Regions from separate parts of the Mus musculus genome. Here region 2 is linked to region 1. The links are chromatin contacts, found by Hi-C or POLR2A ChIA-PET in ENCODE. All regions are on one chromosome and are shown on one strand. Each heading gives the region's core, a stretch centred on a gene start or an enhancer-like site at or near the end of the contact. The rest is flanking DNA. Distances are from core to core; before and after follow the strand shown.

Region 1 (2,700 bases), core at 118-2,617:
ACCTATAGCCACTCTGTAGCACCAACACTAATTTCACAGATCAAGTGATAGGTTCCAAAGCTAAAGGTGGAGAGTAGTGGAGGTAAGCCCCAGGAACGTGAGTTTTCTGTCCCCTGTATGGATGGACCCAGGCTCCAGCAGGAAACCACAGTGACGTGTACAAATGATCAGCAGCTCCTTCACTCAGTCATTCAATAGAAGGTCACCCCTACTAAGAGCCTGTCTGAATTCCAGGGGACAGTGACAAAGGCCAAGCAAACATATGGTTCACATTGTTTTCCAAGCCAGAAGTCCGATCTCTTTAAAGCTCCACTGTCAGGAATCTGGGCTCTCAACTTTTCTCTTCTTCAGTGAATGACCAACTAAGAACAACCAGGAGACACTGGCAGCGACCCTCGGAAGTCAGGGTCCAAGAGTCTAAATTGGTGTCAATCACAGGCTAGAGGTCACAAGCTTAAGGTTAAGGGGAGTCACCAGGGGTTAAGTGAAAAGTCTACCCTTCCAATGAGACCAGCTAAAGCAGCTTCTGGCTAGACAGTCTGAGGGCTGCCTGGAGGAAGTGGCCTGGAGCCACTTCGTTCAAGCGCACGAGGACAATGCCCTACAGCACTGGGCCAAAGACAGAAGGCAAATGACTACTTGCATGGGACAGGGTCACCCGTGATAAAGCCCATCTCTCTCATTGGCCGCTCCCTCTGAAGGTCACTAGAGAAGGCTGGACTTGAAGCACGTCCTGGCTAAGAACACGGGGTTGATCACTGGGAAGGGGAAGTCATCTACTTTACGAAACTGTTGACTAAGCAAGAAGCCAACTCAAAGCTCACACAAACAGCGGCAGGCAACGGGACTCGAACACCTATGCAGCCAGACGCCCGCGGATGGCCGCTGGCGGGCGCCCTGGCACCGCCCACAGCCCTGGAAACTGCTCCCCAGGCGCGCAGGGCGCTCCCCTCGCTTGCTCTCCACCGCCTCCCTTTTTTTTCTTTCCTGCGGCAGGATCAAGCCAGCTTCCAAACGTGGGCCGCAGAACGCTGCGACGTCGGCGCTCCGCCCGCCCGTGGATCCCTCCGCCGGCCCGAGTCTGCGCGCGGCCTCCCCACTGCACACCACGAGCGGTTTCCCGCGCGGCGCCGCGCCCCACCCCCACCCCGCCGCGCCCCAACCCCCATCCCCGCTCACCTGCCGTCCGCGTCTCCATGGCAACGCCCCCACGGCGGAGGAAAAAAAAAGCCTCGGGCTCTTCCCGGCTCCCTCCCGGGCTGAGCGAGAAAGTCGGACACCCTGAGGAAACTTCGCTCTTTATTTTGATTTTTTTAGGGAAAGAGCCGGAGAGGTTATGGCGAATCTGCGGCATCCAACATGGCGGATGGAGTCTTCGCCCTCCTCTCCCCGGGGATCCGACGCCTACGTAGCGACGTCGGTCGCGGGGAACCGCCCTCGGCACGCAAGGCACAGTGCGCATGCTCGCGGCTACCCTAGGTGCCGGCCTCTCGTCCCGGCGTTCTGCGCGCTGTTTTGGGCCACGCCCGGGGCGGGACGCTGTGATCCTGGGACGTGGGAGTCAGGACCCGGAATGTCCTGAATCCTCTTCCGTGCGGGGACGGCTGCGAGTGGGCAGGCTAGTGCGCCCCTTTGCATACTAGCTTTTCCGGGGCTCAGTTTCCCAAGTTGCCGGTCGGGTTGACTAGGTGTAGTTGGCCCAGGCAGGCTCTCCCAGGGTCCGGGACGAGCCGGGTTGGAAGTGACAGTGCCTCGCACATCTTTTTTTTTTTTTTTTTTTTTTTTTTTTTTGGAAGCTCAGTGACCACCTTTCCGTTTTTTATGTTAGGAGCTTAGAGCCCCCTCCGCACGCTGCAGGAAGCGTCTGTTCCACGTAACTTTGATAGAATATATTTCTACCGACATCGAAGTCCCTTATCCCTACCTATCTTGGTCAGCTTTTTAGCATTCGAAACTGGGAATGAGTTTTAGAGTTGGCCAATTAAGTATATATATAATAATAACAGTCGTACTTGTGCTGGTAAAGCTATCTTTTAGAAAGGTTTTTAAATTAGCCATTGTAAAAAAGTACTCCACACATACAGAAACAAGAGAAAAATGTTAAAAGAAGCAGGACGGAAATGACCGGCGTCTGGGCAGCCCTGGTTTGTTTTTACAGTGCTGGTGAAATGCTGAGTATAGTCCTTCTGTAGTGTTTAGCTTGGAGTGCTCCTCAGACAGCTCTAGGTTCCTCTCTCTTACCCCCACAGGTCGAGGTCATGTGTTTATTACTTCTTCACATTCAGTTGCGCATAACTGTTTGCTACCCCTTTCTGCCATGGACTGAGTTTGCCGAGCGGAGAGAGGGTCCTGTCACAAAGGCCCCTGGGTCTTTTAGTCTTTGCCTACCCATCACAGATTTCATAGTAATGCTACTGAACGACTGAATGAGCTCATTCATTTTGTTCACTTTTTTAAAAACAAAAACCAGAAACGTTGACGTGCCTTTGGGCAGTGAACCTTAAGATGACTGGTCTAATTCTTCATTCTTCTGTTTAGTACATATTTAAAAACATCTTTATTTCAGTGGGCAGGTGAGCAAAGGACAGGTGTTCAGGAAGGTTGTGTAGCTTTTTTGAGATCACATAGACAGTCCATGAAGTGTGTGGCCCCACCTTTCCACAACCCACCAGATGCCGGTAGACACAATGTGAGGAGAAT
Region 2 (2,700 bases), core at 143-2,642, 37 kb after region 1:
GCTCCTGAATTATTGAAATGGCATTGTGCTTCACAGTGTTTATGATGTACTTCCTCTCAGCACTGTAAAATTCATCACATTGCTGCAGAGAACTGAATATTTATCTCCTTACTTTATAGAGATGCATACCAATATTCCATACACCAAGCCTTTCACTTATTTCTGGATTTTGGTAATTACTAAAAATGTTGTTCCCAATATTCTTGTCCCTTTTCTTAATCTATATAAACAAGTCTATCTCCAGGGTCCATGGAATATCCACCTGTATTCAGTGATATCACAGCAAAGACTTTCTTGCCTCACATTCTTACCATCAATTACCACATAATTTCTAAATCACTTATAGCCTGGCCCACATTTTATATTGCTGGACTTTGGGATTTTTTTGCCAAACCTTTGAGAATATGGTTGCATCTGATTCTGACTTAAATTGTCTAAGTGACTAAGAGACTGAGTGCTTTTCATATGTCCATGAGCCCTGTAGACATCACTTTCTGTGAGGAGCATTCACCTTTGACCTTTCCTTTCTCTATCATGCTTTATTGGTATTTTTTCATTTGTTTTTTTTAACATTCTTTATATATTTTGCATACTGGTCCTTTTAAAAATTATAAACATTACAATTATGTTTTTCTATTTTATGTCTTATACTTAAACTCTTTGCATTATATTTTGATCCGTAGGTGAGTTTTCATACTTCCTACTTTACCATTTTTCCTTTATACTGTATTTTTCACACAAATAATTTAAAAATACTAAGAAATTCTCTCATATGACTTTCTAAAAGGTTAGAATTATTAAGTCTTTGTCTTGGTTTCCTTACCTGCTATAATAAACTACCTCAGAGCTGGGGATTTATAAGTAACAGAAATGTATTGTTTAAATCTTTGAAGGATCCGGATCCAGGAGCCAGCAGTGTTGGTGTTTGGTGGGAACCTGTTTCCTGTGGACAGGGCCCCTATATGGCCATGTGGAAGAAGGGGCAAGGGAGCTCAGTCACATCTCTTTGGGAGGGCCCCAAATGTTTTCACCCCTAAAAATGTCACACTGGGTTCTGTAACAGTTTCCTCCAAGACTGAAATATTTCATCCTTCAGAGAAGCTCCTTAAGCTGGAAGATAAAAAAAAATCAAAACAACAACAACAACAACAACAACAACAACAACACCCTCAAAATAGCTTCAGGAACTCCCTGAAACTGATCAGATTCACTAGGCCCCTCTCTGCCAGAATAAACAATAAAAGCTGAGAGTCCCTCTCAGACAGGAATGAAGCCAAGTTCAAAGAAAATCTCAGAGGAGTTAAGCTGGGAAGTCTCCATTTGAGCTGCAAAGAAGACTCCGAGACAAGAACAGATGCCTAAAATAAGCCGAGGGGGAGGTTTAGACCAACTAGGGCATCTGGAAAAGAGATGCTCCAACTGACTGAGCTGCCTGCAGGCTGTGCAGTGAGCTCCAGGTTCCCAGCTTTTGTGAGCTGTCACCCATGCTGGAATGGGCTTTGGTGATGAAGCTGTCTCTGAGTCATTTCTGCTCCTGTAAGTGGCCCCTCACCCATATTTCTTTTAGCAAACCCAGTAAAACTGATAGTTCACCAAGTTAAACACATGTCAGCTGTATGTTGGTCAGTCTTGGGTTCCCTATCTGTGATGAATAGACATGTACGATGCTTCTCCGATCAAGTTTTGTCACAGAACAACTGTGAGAATGTGTGAAGATAACCCAGTGGTCTTTAATATACCCAGACTCTATTTTATACATGGGCCCAGGGAAGAATGAGCCAAAATGTCTGCTATAAGTAACTTACTGAAAACGGTGTCTTTTACTTCCTCACCCTCATCATAAATTAGGTAAATTTCCATCATTGATACCTCTGCTGAGAATTTGCTTAGATGCACCATCTTGACAAATTTAATATTATGTCTTAATATCTGATAAAATTAATCTTCATATTTTTATTTAAAAATCAGGTTTATCACAATCTATAATATAAAATTTATCAAGATTTTGATTGAGATTATGCTAGATACATGAAACTATTTAGGAGATGGTGACATTTTTATAATACTGTCTTTTCTAAGCATAAAAACAGTATAATTGCTGTTCATTTAGATAGTCTGTCAAATTATTCTGAACCTTTTTTTTAACCTTTAGAAGCCTTGTCAGTCTTTGTATGGATGTATTCCTAAGTAACTAATAATTTCAAAAATATACTTTGTATGTTATTATTGTAAGTTATATGGTTAACTATTATTTCTTGTTGAAATAAGATATTTTAGGATTTTGTGGTGCATTGCTATTGACATTATCAGTAATATTTTGATCATAAATTCTTCTAGAGTTTTTCACATATACACGGTAGCATTTGGGAACCATGGACTTCTACCTTCTAATCCATGTGTCTTCTGTCAGCTTGCCCTGGAGAGCAGCAACACCCTGACCAGAAGGGCAGAGCTTCTTCATTTTCCTGCTCACAGCAAAACTTCTTTTTAAAAGATACTTGTTTTACTACATGTTCAGTAACGGCACACATACTGTATTAGTCAAGGTTCTCTAGAGTAACAAATTTATCAAGTGAATTTTTCTCTATAAATTTAGAAAGGGGATTTATTGGAATGATTTACCGGCTATGTACCAGCTAATTCAACAATGGCTGCCCAAGAACAGAAGATCTGAGAACCCACTAATTGCTTAGTCTGTGA

What was found. Hi-C counts contacts between places; a loop is a spot of excess contacts on that map. ChIA-PET counts read pairs that join two places held with the same protein, here RNA polymerase II (POLR2A).
Region 2: a map of left cerebral cortex shows a loop between it and region 1 (5-fold over the local background). The contact joins the enhancer-like site here to the promoter of Zfat in region 1. A Hi-C loop is called at or near these places in 1 of 37 maps with a recorded cell type or tissue (left cerebral cortex). POLR2A ChIA-PET finds 5 or more read pairs at or near these places in 2 of 5 experiments (Patski and embryonic stem cell).

What each region holds. Positions count from the first base shown.
Region 1 is chr15:68,257,489-68,260,188 of GRCm38, forward strand. It overlaps Zfat (zinc finger and AT hook domain containing), which reads right to left and starts at 1,368. Exons shown (of 16, transcript NM_001145888.1): 1 at 1,180-1,368. The coding sequence starts at 1,198.
Region 2 is chr15:68,294,332-68,297,031 of GRCm38, forward strand. No RefSeq gene overlaps it. Among named protein-coding and RNA genes, the nearest start is that of Zfat, 37 kb to the left of the region's middle. Within about 2 kb of position 1,393, at least 1 of the 3 ENCODE cell types and tissues checked has a DNase peak (open chromatin) inside an H3K27ac peak, as active enhancers do; it is left cerebral cortex, where a contact is called at or near this core.